Linked DNA regions of Homo sapiens: region 2 is linked to region 1. Evidence: read pairs that join two places in POLR2A ChIA-PET (ENCODE). Cell type or tissue: HepG2. All regions are shown on one strand. Links, peaks and the distances in the headings refer to the core of each region. The heading gives the core; the rest is flanking DNA. Region 1 has its middle 8.1 kb from the start of LINC02943. Region 2 holds the start of LOC107985480 (a long non-coding RNA gene).

What was found. Peaks named below come from ENCODE experiments on the same cell type or tissue, not always from the same donor. Only the 100,000 strongest peaks of a DNase experiment are listed, where the experiment ranks them.
Region 2: POLR2A ChIA-PET joins it to region 1 with 7 read pairs; 2 of 35 experiments call an interaction of 5 or more read pairs at or near these places.

Annotation. Positions count from the first base shown.
Region 1 is chr21:39,088,448-39,096,781 of GRCh38, reverse strand. No RefSeq gene overlaps it. Among named protein-coding and RNA genes, the nearest start is that of LINC02943, 8.1 kb to the right of the region's middle. In HepG2, for the core only: a CTCF peak has its summit at 7,688 (motif pointing left); DNase peaks (open chromatin) are centred at 1,481 and 7,831.
Region 2 is chr21:38,782,978-38,791,311 of GRCh38, reverse strand. LOC107985480 (a long non-coding RNA gene) reads right to left here and starts at 7,260. Exons shown (of 3, transcript XR_001755102.2): 1 at 7,221-7,260; 2 at 4,763-4,955; 3 at 2,174-3,660. RefSeq lists enhancers at 3,172-3,261, 2,976-4,175. In HepG2, for the core only: no CTCF peak of the experiment used is centred there; DNase peaks (open chromatin) are centred at 2,631, 3,151, 3,621 and 6,601; H3K4me3 peaks cover 758 bases.

The sequences.
Region 1 (8,334 bases), core at 287-8,286:
GGCTGTGTCAAAAAAGAAGTATCTGGGAGCTTCAGCTGTCACATCAGAAGCAGTAGGTGACCCGTACCCTGGCTGGTGAGACCTGGGTGAGCTTTGCTGCTGGTTGGACCTCTCTGGACCCCCTGGCATGGTCTCTGCTTGCCAGAAGCCTGGAGAGGAGCCCAAAGACTTCAAGTCAGCCGCTGTCTCCTCACCTTGTGGGCCACACACCCCTCAAGTTTCTTCCTCTGGGGGAAGGGATGAAAAGGCCTGTTTATAAACATTAATTGAACTGTTTGCCTATTTCCATTGACTGAATCATACTTTCCTTGGCTGATATTAGCTCATGGTGTTTATCTGGGCTTCAAATCCTTTGCAATTTAATATTATTCAATGTCACAATTTCTCTGTGGGCACTTTTCACCGTGTGTCTCTTGAACCTCTCATTTTATCCACTGTCCTTCCCTGGTGGGTGGTTCTGTGCATTAAATTACCTCCCCTCTGAAGTTTGTGCCATAATTTGAGGGGACACATTTTTGTTGGCGGTCTCTGCATAGAGTAAGATTTTGAGGGCTCTTGACAAGCTCCAAGGGATTCGAATGTGGTTCTACTGCTTGGAAAAGACAGTGACTTCTCTGGCAACCAAGGTCTGCGGTTACCTCTTTGCAGTTGGCTCAAACCTCAACACCTTCAGATCTGGCCAATGAAAGCTTTCAGGGTGGCTTTTCCAGGAGAGCAGGTCCCCTCCGATTGCATACTGTCCCATCTGATGTGTGCTTTTGGCTCTCGTGCAGTGACCGGGCCTTGGGAAGCATCTGCTTTTGGGTGGGCCTCCTCCAGCCTTTTCCCGGGCCAAGGTTAGTCCTCAGCATGGGCACAACCAATGGTTAGAGTCCTGCCCTGGGCCAGAAAGCACGGTCAGTGCTTTATATGCATTTATCTCCTTAATCTCAGCAGCCCAGATGAGAAAACAGAGGAAACACTCAGGAAGGGGTGGGTCTGCCTGGCTCCCAGGCCTTCCTTCACCCTTCACCTCTTTGCTAGCCCACTGCTGCCCCTCACTCTGCCTGTTACTGCATCGCACAAGATATCCCCGCATCCTGAATTCATATGCTATTGGTTTTTAAAGAGAAGGACAGCAAGGAAAATAGCAGTGGAAAATCGCCTGCCAGAGAAGCTCTGGTGGTCAAAGTAGAAAGTTCCCAGCTTTTGGATTGAAAAGAAGAACCAGGGGACATGGGAATAGTCAACATGAAACGTGCCTCGTCCAACAGAGAGCAAGGGTTTTGGGAAAATGTCCAAATGTGACAGATTTTAAAATGCAGTTACTTTAAGCTCATAAAGACTCAGTGAGGAGGGATTAGAGCTTGGCGTCATTCTTGAAAAAGAAGGTAACTGACACCAGGAGGCTCATTTGTGGTTCTGGGTGAGATTGTGATCTACTCCCTCGTAGGCTGTGTGGTCATGGAGTGTGGAATTCCATCAACCAAAGCTCTCCGGGAAATTACTGTCTTATCTGCACCCACACTGTCATTGTGTACACGGCCCTTGCACTGCTTCTGTTTGCATATCTAGGCCTGGGAAGAATTCTATGTCATCATTTGCATCTGATGACTTGCATTTTTTTTTTTTTTTTTTGCTAAATATGTTCTTGCTGATCTATTTTTGAATCATGTTGAGATGTTGTAAACTACTACATCAGATGTGGTCCTCTTCATAGGGAGGATCCATCATTCACACCCAAAGCCTTCAGAAAGTTCGAAGTCCTACCGGGGGCAGAGAAAGCATAGGACTATGATGGTGGCACTGACCTCTTGTCAGTCGGCTGCGTTCTAGGCTGATGGGGACTTGGATGCCCTCCTCCTGCCATTGACTAGTGACTTTCTGTTCTTCAGCTTTCCATGTCCTTAGGATAAGCCTTGGGATTTCTTCCAGGTGACAAAGCCCCCAAGCGACCTCTTCCCTGTCTCTGTTATGTGCTGCCCGGCTCATGGGCATGTCTTTAGAGACTGGCTCTCATTCTGGGGACAAGCTGGACAATAATGCGGGAGCAACAATGACAGGCCATGGCTTCCCAAATCTCATAGCAGGTACATGTCATCACCTAATGGAGCCAGCCTCTTATTCTTCACTTTTCATGTACTCATACTTGAACTGACGCACTTCTAATACCAGGAAAAAAGGAACTCATGTTCCTTGGGAACCCCAAAGAGGAAGTGAAACAAATGAACAAAACAATTCCATTAAAGAAAAGAACAGACACTGCTTTGAGAAATGACTTGCACCCACAGTTAGCCAGCCTTCTAAAATGAGAACAGCACTCCGCCGGAACCTGGGAGAAGTACTTTTTAAGAATAAAAAGGGGAAATAAGGAGTTATCTGGGTTCCTTGGGGGTAGGGTTTGCCTTGTTCTTTGGGTTTGAACATGACTCCCCAACAAACAGATTCACGAGCTGTGGCCCACGGTTGGAGGGCCCACTCGCCAACGGCCTGTAAAGAGAAGCTGAGAAAAGTTAGCTTATGAGTGGTGTGCCTTGTACGGGACTCAGATGAGATCGTGGCTTTGCTTATTCAGTTTAAACTAAGGCAGGTAACCTGCCATTTTTATTACTCTTGGCTCCTTCCAAAATGGTTTTGTCCTTTCCACTGGCCTCCTCCCCAGGACAGGGCCCCTCCCAGCTAGGGAAACGGGGCTTCCTAAATGGATGTTGGCCACTTTCTACACCTGGGCTATGCCGTGTGGGGAATGAGGAGCAGTATCCCTTCCCTCTCTCTATATGGGCAGCTTCTTCTTCCCCTGATGGGTCCTGAGGCTTTTCTTGGGGTTGTAGGGAAAGGGGGCTGATTCATTTGATAGCAGGTGTGGGGTGAAGGCAGCAGGCCATACCTGCTGTGCAGCCCCAACTCACCGAGGGTCCGTTCTCCCTCAGCTGGAGTTGGCTGCAGAGGATGCACACGGTGGAAAACTTTGCAAAAGACACCGACTGCACGGAGCCACTGTCCAGTCACCGTCATCCCATAGTGACTGTTTTACAGAAGATGTGGCTGAAGATGTGTCTCTGCAGTCTCCCCCAGGCCTGTGTGTGCGTTCAGCCAGGCCCGTGGAGGAAACGCGAGGCAGCCAGGAGGATGCGAAGGCTGGGAGAGGAGATGAGGACGCGCAGCCCGGCCTCTCGCTCTGCTCCTGGATGAGCCGTTCTTAACTATGGACAAATTCAAGAGTCCTTGTGCCTGGACGGGAACAAACTGCATCTTCCTTTTCACTGACCTCTAATGCGTAACGGAATTTAGCATCTCCTTCCACTGTGGGGCGAGCATCAGACAGCAGTGGCAGCAGCTCCTGCCACGTGGTCACGACAGAAACCCCAGATACCTGCACACAGTGTTACAGCTATCCAGAGATACTGCTATGCTCATCACTGCTTCCAAGTGCCCAGTTCACTAGACTTGCTGCTAGCTCTTGCTGTTTAATATGTGAAAGTAGCCCATCTATTCTTATAACAGAAGCATAAACACTGTTTGATAATTCTGTATGTTTTAGTATCACTGGCTTCCTTTGGAACTCTCCCCACCTCATGCTTTATTTAATGCATTTAAAAACATTCTTCTGAGAAGGAGTTCATGGCTTGCCACACAGACACAGAAGATTAGGAGATTTTTTTGGGGGGGGAAGGGAGTCTTGCGCTGTCAACCAGGCTGGAGTGCAGTGGCGCAATCTCAGCTCACTCCAACCTCCACCTCCTGGGTTCAAGCGGTTCTCCTGACTCAGTCTCCCAGGTTCAAGCGATTCTCCTGCCTCAGCCTCCTGACTAGCTGGGATTACAGGCACCCATCACCACGCCTGGCTAATTTTTGTATTTTAGTGGAGACGGGGTTTCATCATGTTGGTCAGGCTGGTCTTGAACTCCCGACCTCATGATCCACCCGCCTCGGCCTCCCAAAGTGCTGGGATTACAGTGGGATTACAGGCGTAAGCCACCGTGCTGGTCTTTTTTGCTTTTTTTTTTTTTTTTTTAAACATTTTATATTTTATTTTTTTAGAGATGGGATCTCACTGTTACCCAGGCTGGAGTGCAGTGGCACGATCATAGCTCACCGCAGCTTTGAACTGCTGGGCTCAAATGATCCTCCTGCCTCAGCCTCCTGAGTAGTGGGGACTACAGGTGCTTGCCACCATGTCCAGCTAATTTTTTGCTGTCGTTTTGTAGAAATGGGGTCTTGCTATGTTGCCCAGGTGCATCTCAAACTCCTGGCCTCAAGAGATCCTCCTGCCTTAGCCTCTCAAATAACTGGGATTATAGCCATGAGCCACTACACCTTGCTTAGCTTTATTTAAATAAAGTTATTTTGTTTTGAAAGTACTATGGTTTGCTCATCATAGGAGATACAGATCAATTAAAAGGTAAAACACGCACATTACTCTCTGCACTCAAGTATACTGCTAAGGATTTGGGGTAGATCTTTCCTAACTTGAAGGGGCCTAGTATACATAGTGTTTGTCGCCATTTTATTATGAACATCTTCCCATGTTAAAGAGTTTCTGCTCTACTATTACTTCAAAATGACCTACTTTTCCTTTTCCTTTTTCTTTCTTTCTTTTTTTGTTTTTTTGTTGAGATGGAGTCTCACTCTGTCACCCAGGCCGGAGTGCAGTGGCGCAGTCTCGGCTCACTGCAAGCTCTGCCTCCTGGGTTCAAACGATTCTCCTACCTCAGCCTCCCGAGTGGCTGGGACTACAGGCACGTGCCACCACGCCCGGCTAATTTTTTGTATTTTTAGTAGAGACGGGGTTTCACCATGTTAGCCAGGATGGTCTCAATTTCCTGACCTCGTGATCCACCCGCCTCGGCCTCCCAAAGTGCTGGGATTACAGGCCTGAGCCACAGTGCACTGCCAAAATGACCTACTTTTTCAACACAGGGAGTTAGCTTGCGTCTCTAATGTATATGTTCAACCTCTTGTTGTTCATACAGTGATCTTACTAAGTGGTATTTATCTTGTGTTCACGAGTCAGTATTTATTGAGCCATGGAGAAGATTTGTCTTTTAATCTATAAATCAGGCTTGTGTTTCTTACTGGCAATACTAACTATGAGACATAGAAATTAAAAAATCAAAATTGAACCTTCAGAGTAATCAGAGTAATCAGGGTAGTTGCTCATTCATGAAATCACTCAACTGACACTTAGGAGCCAGCCAAATGCCAGGGAACTGCCCTGCCTTCCCCACGACGGGGCTGGGAGGAGGAGGAGGAGGAGCAGAGTGGGGAGAGGTCAGTGTCCAGGGGCTGGGCCTGAGAGAGGAGAGGGGACAGGGGAGTGTGACCATCTGAGTTGGGCTGTTCTTGAATTCATGAATCAACTTCATAAAAAAGGCGGGGTGCAGAGAGTGTTGTGCTGAGTACAGGAAGTTCTAGAATCCAGGGGGCTTGGTCCTGTCTTTGTCTCTAATTAGTGCTAAGACCTTGGGCACAACATTGTCATGTGTGGCCTTTAACTGAGCACTTACTTGGTGATAGCCATGCTTGTGCATTGGGTCCATTGCCTCATTTTGTCTTCCTCACAGCCCGGGAGGCCAGATGTGTTACCGCTGTTTTGCAGGGACGAAGCTGATGTAGAGAGCACAGACATTTCTGCAGCGACATGATCTCGGCTCACTGCAGCCTCCACCCTCCTGGGTTCAAGCAATTCTCCTGCCTCAGCCTCCCGAGTAGCTGGGACTACAGGCGCCCGCCACGACGCCCGCCTAATTTTTGTATTTTTAGTGGAGATGGGGTTTCACCATGTTGGCTAGGCTGGACTCGAACTCCTGACCTCAGGTGATCCGCCCACCTCAGCCTCCCAAAGTGCTGGGATTACAGGCGTGAGCCACTGCACCCTGCCAAACACAGATGTTTTTGAGCCTGAGATTTTCTCATAAAATGGAGAGATTCTTCCTTTACTTATTTTGCTGGTGTGTTTTGAGGATCAAATTAGCTACTCTGGGTAAAAATACTGAAAAACAGCCTATTTCAATATTGAATATGGGCAGTGTTGTTCTTATTAAAGGGAACTAAATCTAGTTCCTGTTGTAAGTGAATGCATCTTTTCTTCATAGAAACGTATCTTTCCCCTCCCAGGTTGCTGATGGAAGGTGCACCTTCTGGAGGTTTTCTTGCCCCCGGATGTCCACTGAGAACCCCAACTGTGGCTTTGGGGGCTCCTCCTTCCTCTTACCCTCAACCTGGGACTAAACAGCCCTGAGACAATGCAAGAGACGTGCAAAGCCCTCTGTTCTAGGCCCAAGGGCAGCAAAACAGTGAGCATCACCGGCTCTGGACTGCCCGCTCAGAGGGAGCACTTCCCAGTCTTTGAAGGCCTCTGTGTCCAGGGGCTGCCACCTAGAACCAGGGGCCCTAGTGCCAGCTGTGGCCTGAGATAGGCCAGGTTGGATCCTGGCTCTGACATTTACCGTATATGTGAGTTTGGATGGGCCACTTAACCTTTTATAGTTTTATTTTCCTCATTTGCAAAAAGGGAATAATAATAAAACAACAACTTCCTTTTTTTTTTAGAGATGGGGTCCTGTTTTGTTGCCCAGGCTACTGGAGTGCAGTGGCACAATCACAGCTCACTGCAGCCTCAAACTCATGGGCTCAAGTGATCCTCCCACCTCAGCCTCTTGAGTAGCTGGGACTACAGGCATGTGTCATCACATCTGGCTACTTTTTAATTTTTTCAGAGATTGGGTCTCACTATGTAGTCCAGGCTGGTCTCAAACTCCTGTAGTCTCAAACTGGGACTACAGGTGTGAGCCACCATGCAGGGCCTAAACACAACTTAGAAAATTGCCATGAGGATCAGATAAAATCACATACAGCAAGTACCTAGTGTATGACTCTGTGAGGGCCACCTAACAAAATACCACGGACTGGTGGCTTAAGCAATAGACATTTGTTTCCTCCCAGTTCTGGAGGCTGGAGTCCAGGATCAAGGTGTGGGCAGGGTTGATTCCTCCTGAGGCCTCTCTCCTTGGCTTGTAGAAGGCCTCTTCTCCCTGAATCCTCACAGGGTTGTCCCTCTGTGTGTGTCTGTGTCCTAATCCCCTCTTCTTATAAGGACATCAGTCTTATTAGATTAGGGCCACCCAAATCCACCTGCTGAATGAGTTCCCTGGGCCTGCTGTAACAAACCACCACAACCTGGGTGACTTCGAACAGGGGTCCCCAACCCCGGGCCATGGACCAGTATGGACAAGAGGCGAGTGTGGGCGAGTGACCATTACCGCCTGAGCTCCACCTCCTGTCAGAACAGTGGCGGCGTTAGATTCTTATAGGAGGTTGCGCCTTATTATGAATTGTGAGGGATCTAGGCGGTACGCTCCTTATGAGAATCTAATGCCTGATGATCTGTCACTGTCTCCCATCACCCTCAGATGGGACTGTCTAGTTGCAGGAAAACAGGCTCAGGTCTCCCACTGATTCTTCATTCTTGTGAGTTGTGTAATGATTTCATTACATATTACAGTGTAATAATAATAGAAATAAAGTGCACAATACGCATCATGCCCTTGAGTCATCCTGAAACCATCCCCCCCGTGTGTGGAAAAATTGCCTCCTGCAAAACTGGTCCCTCGTGCCAAAAAGGTTGAGGACCGCTGGCTTAGAACACAGAAATTTGCTCCCTCACAGTTCCGAAGGCCAAAGTCAAGGTGTGGGCAGGGTGGCCCCTGCTGGCAGCTGCATGGGAACATGTATTCCAGGCTTCCCTCCTGTTCCTCATGACCTCCATCCTTGGCCTTCCTTGTATGGAACCAGCATCACTCCAGTCTCTGCCTCTGTCTTCACACGGCCTTGTTTGCAGGATCTCCTTTTCTGTCTCCTATGAGGACACGAGTCATTGGATTTAGGGCCCGCCCTCATCCAGGATGATCTCATCTAGAGATCTTTACCTTCACCCTTTTTCCGTTTAGAAAATAAAGTGCAGCTCACTGCCAGTACTCATTTTTTACATAAACATGCTCTTTGAGGCTGAAGCAAATCTGATGGATTTTCAATGTGAAAATAAAATACAAAAACTGTTCTTGGAGTTATTTCTGCACAGAACTAACATCAGAATCGTCTAAATCATCAGAATCATCTGTTTCGGAAGAATCGGATTCATCAAATGAATCTCTGGCCAATAACTGTTTTCAAGAACAATGTTAACATCACGTGCAGGAATGCGACGTTTTCTAGGATTTGACATTTTCAGCACTCGAGAATTACTATAGTTTTGTAAATGGAAATACCACTACTAAAACCAGAATGCTATAAATGGAATGATGTGTTTTGTTTCCAAAGTCAATACACTAGAGCGATTTGAAAATAATAATAAAA
Region 2 (8,334 bases), core at 29-8,028, 310 kb after region 1:
GATTCATGGTAGGAAGTGAAAATATCAACAATAACAGGAGTTTGGAAGAAGTGGATTCTAACCCTCAGGGATGACTTTGAGAGGCTCAAGACTTCAGTGGAGGAAATAACTGCAGATGTGGTAAAAAAAAAAAAGCAACAAAACTAGAATTAGAAGTGGAGCCGGAAGACGTGACTGAATTGCTGCAATCTCATGATAAAACTTTCACACACAAGGAGTTGTTTATTATGAATAAGCAAAGAGAGTGGTTTCTTGAGATGGAATCTACTCCTGCTGAAGATGCTCTGAACTTTGTTGAAACGACAACAAAGGATTTAGAATATTGCATAAATAGTTGATAAAGCAGTGGCAGAGTTTGAGAAGATTGACTCCAATTTTGAAAGACGTTCTGTAGGTAAAATGCCATCAAACAGTATTGCATGCTAGAGAAATCTTTCATGAAGGGAAAAGCCAATGAATGCAGCAAACTTCACTGTTGTCTCAGTTCAAGAAATTGCCACAGCCACCCTGATTGGTCAGCAGCCATCCACATCCAGAAAGACCACCCACCAACAAGAAGATTATGACTTGACAAAGACTTAGATGATTATTAGCACTTTCTAGCAATAAAGTATTTTTAAATTAAGGTATGTACATTGTTTTTTAGACATAATGCTATTGCACACTAGATAGACTACAATATAGTGTGAATATAACTTTTATATGAACCGAGAAACCTGAAATATTTATATGACTTTATTGCGATAATTGCTTTATTGCTGCAGTGTGGAACTGAGCCTGCAATATCTCCGAAGTACACCTGTACGTTCCTTAATGTTATTCTCTGCCTAAAAACACTCAATGCCTCTGCACTGCTCTTAAAATGAAATCCAAACAGATGGGATGACTTTCATCTGTGCTCTCAGCCTCTTCTTCCAATATTCCCCTCCGCATCACTCTCCCAGAAGCCCCAAGATCCAGCCAAGGGAAAGGCAAGAGAGTGTGCAGAAAAGAAAACATATGTCCATTGCAATTTATTGGATATCCACTGAGGGCAAGGCCTGCTATGTACACAATTCTACGGTCATGTCTGCGTTCTCTGAACTGACTCCTGGGTCTTATCTCCTGGGCGATAACGGTCAATTTTGCTTGACTGTTTCTCCCTCGTGATTCTACACTTCAGGTCTCAGAAGAATTCCCTTTCGCCAAGGCCTTGAGTATTGAGGGTGAAGGAAGCACTGAGACCTCTTAGAGGAGTCACCAGGAGGCTGATGGGAGAGACTGAGATTGAAACGAGCTCCACAAACTCAGGTGGCTGAGCATAGAACTCCCTTTTCACTCCCAGAGATGTCCAGAAGCAGCAGCAAGGCCTGGGTTGTGCTCCTGGCTACTTAAACCTGAGCTTTTCAGGACTAAAAGCCATAGGCAGCCACAAAGAGCACACCTGCTATGGATGGCTGGCGACACTCTGGTCTGGTGAATGGGCCTCACCTGTGCCACCAGGATTGAACCTGGAAGCCCCTCAACCAATCCTGATGTCCATGTCTGTTCACAGACCCCGAGACCCTTGAAGGACGTGTTGGTTCTCTTGTGGGAGGACCTCACTTCCAGCAGCCATGTGCATCTGAGCCTTCCAGCCAACCTCCTACAAAGGGAGGTCATTTATTTATGAGGTCATTTATCAGGAACTTATGCACTGGGGAATGAGTGTTCCTCAAACTTTTAGGGATCAACTGGACACAGATTCTCTGCTAACACCAATTGCGGGGCACTCAGTTACCCTGAAGCTCTGTTGGAGCAGAAGGGGCTGCCTTAAAGGGTCAGATAACAGAGTCATGTGACAACAGAAGCTGTGATGGAGCCCTGACTTTGCCACCTACCACGTGATCCTGTGCAGAGCTTCCTTTCTCCTGTCTCCATCTCTTCTATCACACCGAGGTGGTACACCTTGCTCTGTCCATTATACAGACACTGAAAGAACTTGCCCTCTCCCCTCCCTTCTCCTCCCTCCCATCCAAAAACAAGTGCCTGCTAAGGGCCAGGCCCAGTTCTAGGCAGCCTGGGATGCACTGATGAACATCATGGACAAATATCTCAGTCCTCATGGAGTTTATATGGGAGGGGAACACACATGGTAAACAATAAGCATAATTAATAAGTCAGGTACATAGGAACTGAAATGGCAGTAAGTACGAGATGGCTAAAAAGAGAGAAAACTGAACAAGGCAAGGGAGATCCAAATTCCAGAAAGTCCAAGGACCCTTCAAGATGATGGTTGTCAAAGTTTTTGGTTAGTGGTTATCAAACTTTTGGTCTCTGGATCCCTTTACACTCTTAAAAAGTTTTGAGGATCCCCAAAAGCCCTTGTGTATGTGATTTTACCAATTTTTGCCATATTAGAAATCAAAACTAAAAAACACTTAAAATATGTATTTAAAAGTAACAACAATAAACCTTTTACATAAAATCATGAGTAACATTTTTCAATGAAAAGTGACATATTCTAAAGCAAGAACAAAATAATTAATGGGAAGCATGGCATTGTTGTACATTTCTGCAAATGTTCTTCATTTCTGGTTTAATAGAAGGCAGCTGGCTTCTCCTATCCACCTCTGGATTCCATCCATTGTAGCATCACGTGTCAGGAAGCCTTTAGAAGATTCCATTGTTCAAGCATGAGAGAGTGAGAGTGAAAAAGGCAAACCATACTTGTGAAAGTAGTTTTGACCTCACAGATCCCCAGAAAGAGGCTCAGGGACCCCCGAGGGCCTCTGGACCACACATTGAGAACCATGGCTCTGGTGTGTTCCAGTCTCCTCGTCCTTTCAGATGAGACACTGTGGTCCTGAGTGGACAGTGAGTTCTGAGTTCTTACAGTTGGTCAGCAGCACAGACTGAGACCAGACCCACGACTTCCTACCTTAGCCAAGATTCTCTCCTCAGCTTGATGTGTGTTTGTTGCTTTATTATTTCAACACAAATCACATGTGCAGGTATTTAACTCTGCTTATAATGAAGGAGCAATTTTTAAAAGAAGAAAGGTACAAGCTCAGTGGCCATGGTGCGGCCACAGATAAGTCTTGCTGGCCTGCAAAGCCCGGCTGTTAACTGGCGTGTCTACGCCCCCATCCATCTCACTGGGCAGGGGCTTGCACAATGCTCCTTTGTGCTTTCTGAAAGGCCTGTGTGTTTCAGGTGTAGCCTTGTGTACTGTGAGAAGAGTCATTACAATAACAGTAAATATTCCTCTTTGATGAATGGAACGAAGGTGGTTTAAACTGAAGCTGCATCTTGACGGGAGGAGGGGAGGCAGTGAGCCGTGCAGGCCAGCCAGTCACACTTGGAAGAGCATCCACCCTTCTGCATGAGTGTCTTTGACTCACCTTGACCTTCAGTGCCGGGGTTGCCAGTTGAGTCTATGTTCTGGGAGGCATTGGTTGCCTTAGTCGTGAGCCAGCTAATGTGAGTGGGTCGGCTCTTCTGTTAGATGGAACTACAAATGGAAGCTACCAACTTTTAGTTTCTATTCCAAAAAAGGGCTGGCCCTTGGAGTGAGGGTGGCCTGAACAAACCGTGCCTTCCCTGAGCTCTCCAGGTGGTGTAGGCATGAGTCATTTAGATGTTATCAGGCGGGAGAAAGTCCTGAAAGGGACGCCAGTGAGTCACTGTGCCGGGCAAAGACTGGTGAGACACACAGAAACGAAGTCCAAAAAATCAATATGGTGCGCCTCCCCCAGGGGCCCAGAGGGGATTGTGCAAGCCACGATTCCACCTCCAGGAGGGGAGGGCTGGGCCGGGTGGGGGTGGGTGGGGGCAGATGGCTGCAGCCAGCCCTGGGAGCATGGAATCTGTGGGGATCTCTAAGCCGGAGCCCCAGCACCTGTCGCCTTAGCCTACTATTAACATGCCAATCTTTCACGGTGGTCTTCCTTTTAACATTTAAAAATGTAAAACCAGGTGCATGGGACAGGCTTGAGGGTCTTCTGGAATGGAGGAAAGGAACTGAGCTTTGCGAGAGAAGGCCAACAGGCTGCTCCTGGAACCAGGAAGGCCAGCTCCGGAGAGTTTAAAATTTATCCTTTTAATAGACAGCTCTAACTGAGAACCTATTTTTAAAAATTTTAGTTCCTCAATTTTTTTCAGATAATTTTGACGTCATAAAATAATTTGGTTGATAGAGTTTTTATGGCGGTTGTAAATGTGAATTATTACATACTTACCATGTTTATTGAGACTCTGGACTAAGTTTAAGAGAACTTTCATGTATTCAATACCGTACAGTTAGAAATTCATTTTCATGTTTCTTCTTTTCAAATGTTCAACTCTTTAATTGATCTTATTGATAAAACAGCGCTACAATTAAAAATAGGTGGCAAAAATCTTATGCTATAAATACTGTCTCATGTTAGGGCTTAATACTAATGCGAACTTAGACAAGTTGTCATTTTAAAATCCAAAAAAATATATAGACGAGAATTAGGGTATGTAAATTCCTTTACACCATACTTAATGCTGTTAGTAAATAAATCATTTAAAGAACCATATACATATTTCTCTTGAATTAACACTTGAATGCCCTTATCTCTCTCACAATAAGAATTTGCCATTCTTATTAGAAACATTCACTATCTGGTATAGAGATGTTAAGCTCTCTGTACTGGTTGGTAAGGGGGTGATGGTGCAAGGGAGTTTAGATGAAAAGCTTGGCTTTTATTTGTGTCTGACCAAGCTAGGGCCTTTCTTATCATGTATCATAAGAACCTGGATCCCTTGCTCCACCTACCATATTCATAAGAACATTCTAGATCTACCCAAATCAGGAGCATGCATTTTCTCTCTGTGGTGTCAAATGGGGACTGAGAAAGTACAGGCTTTTTAATGATCCGCACTCCTGGCTCCCCTTCACGTGGGTTCATTCAGCAGGTACGAGGTGCTCAGCAAATGTTTCTGAATGACTGCCAGCATCCAGAAACAGACTGCAGAAGGAAAAATAAGGTTTATTATAATGCCATTGCACCATGAATTTTAAAATAAAATTTCCAACTTGACAGACAACATTTAAACAAATTTTGTGGCCACTTTGTGGTAGTCTCGGACTTGTCAGGCCACACAGAAATTTCAGAAAAAAAAATTTAAAAAGTCAGTCAAGATACAGACACAGAGGCCAGAGCTCAGCAGTGTTCCCCTCTATTTCAGCCGAGGCCCTCACAGAAAAACATTTTGTAAGCTGCCCCCACTGACCCCCAGCCCAGAATCTGCAGCGCCCCTGCCTGGAGGGCCAAGAGGATATTATGCCCATAGCTTTTGTCCAAAACTGCCAAAGCTGGGATTAGAAACCAACAAAAACTTAATGTTAGGATGTAATCTTAAAAGACATAGTTGGCCAAAAAATGCAGCCACATTTGGACTGATAAACAGCACGCAGACCCATTATTTATTTATTATTTAATTTTGCAACTGGATATTTTAGTTTGTGTTACACTAGGGCATAATTCAATGCAACAGCAACCCATAGAATTAAAAGCTCATGCTATACAAAAAGTAAGTTTTGTTTTGGGTGTATTTTGACAGGCAGCCTAGCAGCATTGATCAAATTATGGCTCTGCTGTTCACAAGCTGTGTGACCTTGGGTGAGCTACTGACTCTCTCTGGGCCTCGGCTGTAATGTGGGGGCCACAGCACCTACCCCAGTTGTGTTGTGAGGATCATTAAGCCTCCTGACAATCTCTCTCTCTCTCTGTCTCTCAATCATCTGTCAATCACACAGGCTACAGACCAGGCCACATACACAATGCATCAGCACAATCTATGCTGGGAAAACAAATGCTGTCATTGACCACACTGCATCCATAAAGGATCAATTTGGTGTTTTTATGTAAAGTAAGATTGTTTTCTCCTCTAATTTGAGAATCTGTTAGAGTGATGGAAGTTTGAGAATCTAGAAACACAAAGTAAAAATGAAAAACAGTCGAAGCAGAAGATATAATTTCCTTGTTTCTGCGCTGCCCCACTGCTGTGTAGCGAAATAGAAATGACTTTTTAAAGTTCAGTTTAATACATCAGACAATCACAACCTATTATAGCAAGTGGGGGCTTACTGCCCCTAGACTGGGTAGCCAACTGAGGCATACAACGGCTTCTTATCTCCTAAAATGGAACTCAGTAGGTCAAACCTCCTTGTTGGGTTGTGGGGAGGATTAATGAGACAATGTTTGCTCAGAGAGGGCAGCAAAGTCTGTTTCTACCTTCTCCAAAGGGCTTCTTTATGTTATGTAAATAGAGACTGTTTTTTGTTGTTGTTTGTTTTAAGACAGGGTCTCCCTTTGCCACCCAGGCTGGAGTTCAGTCGTATGAACATGGCTCACTACAGCCTTGACCTCCCAGGCTCAAGCCATCCTCTTACCTCAACCTCCCGAGAAGCTGGGACTACAGGTGCATGCCACTATGCCAGGCTAATTTTTGTATTTTTTTAGAGGTGGGGTTTGCCATGTTGCCCAGGCTGCTCTTGAACTCCCGGGCTCAAGCGATTTGTTTGCCTCAGGCTCCCAAAGTGCTGGGGTTGAAGGTGTGAGCTACTGCACTTGGGCAATTGTTAATATTTTGATTTACATAGAAACCAATGATTGGTTAACAGTGACTGATTTTCCTGGTAAGCCCAAAGTAAACCATCAGTGAAAAATGAATGGCAGCCTTGAAACCTGCCCTCATGATAAAAACTTGATCAACAGCCTGATTTGAGTTTCTGCCAAACACAAGTGACAGTGTCTGACTCCTATGCTACAGCAAGCTCTGAATGGATCGCCTCTGCCTGCTCTCCTTTGGGTAGTCTTTGTTTATTTCCACACACGTTTAGTTGTTTTGGTTATTTTAACCACCATTTTCACTTGTTTCTTAAACAGTGACTGTAGAATACATCTTCTGGTCAATTTTACCAAGAATATTTTCCAATATCTTACACATACATAAAGGCTAAAACGGAAGCCTCAACCAATTTCAAATGCTTGATACATGACAGACCACATTCTGTAGTCGCCATGCTATTAAATTAGAAACCCATGTGATTGAAGTTTAACAAAGATAATTATGGGCCAGGCGTGGTGGCTTATGCTTTTAATCCCAACACTTTGGGAGGCCGAGGTGGACTGATCATGAGGTCAGGAGTTCGAGACCAGCCTGACCAACATGGGGAAACTTTGTCTCTACTAAAAATACAAAAATTAGCCAGGCGTGGTGGTGCACACCTGTAATCCTAGCTCCTCAGGAGGCTGAGGCAGGAGAATCATTTGAACCCAGGAGGCAGAGATTGTAGTGAGCCGAGATCGCGCCGCTGTACTCCAACCTGGACGACAGAGTGAGAGTCCATCTCGAAAAAGAAAAAGAAAAAGAAAGGTAATTATGAAGAATTCATTAATGTATGGATTAAAGATAATGTATTAGTTTGCTAGGGCTGCCATAACTAACGCCACAGACTGGGTGACTTAAACATTAGACTTATTTTCTCACAGTTCTAGAGGCAAGAGGTCTAAGATTGAGGTGACGACAGGCTTGATTCCTTGCGAGGCCTCCCTCTGGCTTGCAGATGGCTGCCTTCTCACTGTCCTCACATGGGCTTTGTGCCTGTGTGTCTGTGTCAGAAACTCCTCTTCTAATCCAGTCATGCTGGACTAAAGCTCACCCTAACCACCCCATTTTAATTTAATTACCTCTATAAAGGCCCTACCTGCAAAAAGTCATGTTATGAGGTTCTGGGGGATTTCAACATATGAATTTTTGGGGGACACAATTCACTCCAAAAAGAATGATCAGAAATATTTTTCCACTATTCCCATTCAGCAGCAGGAGCTGTGTGCCTTCCAATGATCTGGGAGACCTTTCTGTGTTGCTTCAAGCAACAGACTATGGTGGAATTGTGCTTTGCTAATTTCTAGATTCAATTCCCAGACTGGCCAGTTCCTCTCTCTCTGGGGATCTGAGCTGCTTTGAGTTGGTCCAACCATCCTGAGCCTGCCAAGCTGCAGAGGCCAGAGGTAGCCACTGTCCAGCAGTCTCACTGAGCATGCCATCCAGCCATCTGCACCCAGATGCCAACATGTGAGTGAAAGTCCTTGGACCCTCCAGACCAGCCCATCTACCAGCTGAAGATCACTAGTTCCCTTAGTTAATGTTCAGAAGAGCAGGAGAATCATCCAGCTGAAGCCTGTCCCAATTCATGACCCACAATATCATGAGATAGAATGAAATGATTGTCATTTTAAGCTAATTTTTTTTTTTTGGAATGCAGCAATAGATAATCAAAACAAAAGGTGGAAGAAGAAATCATAATGGACATTAAAATATTTACAACTGAATGATTAG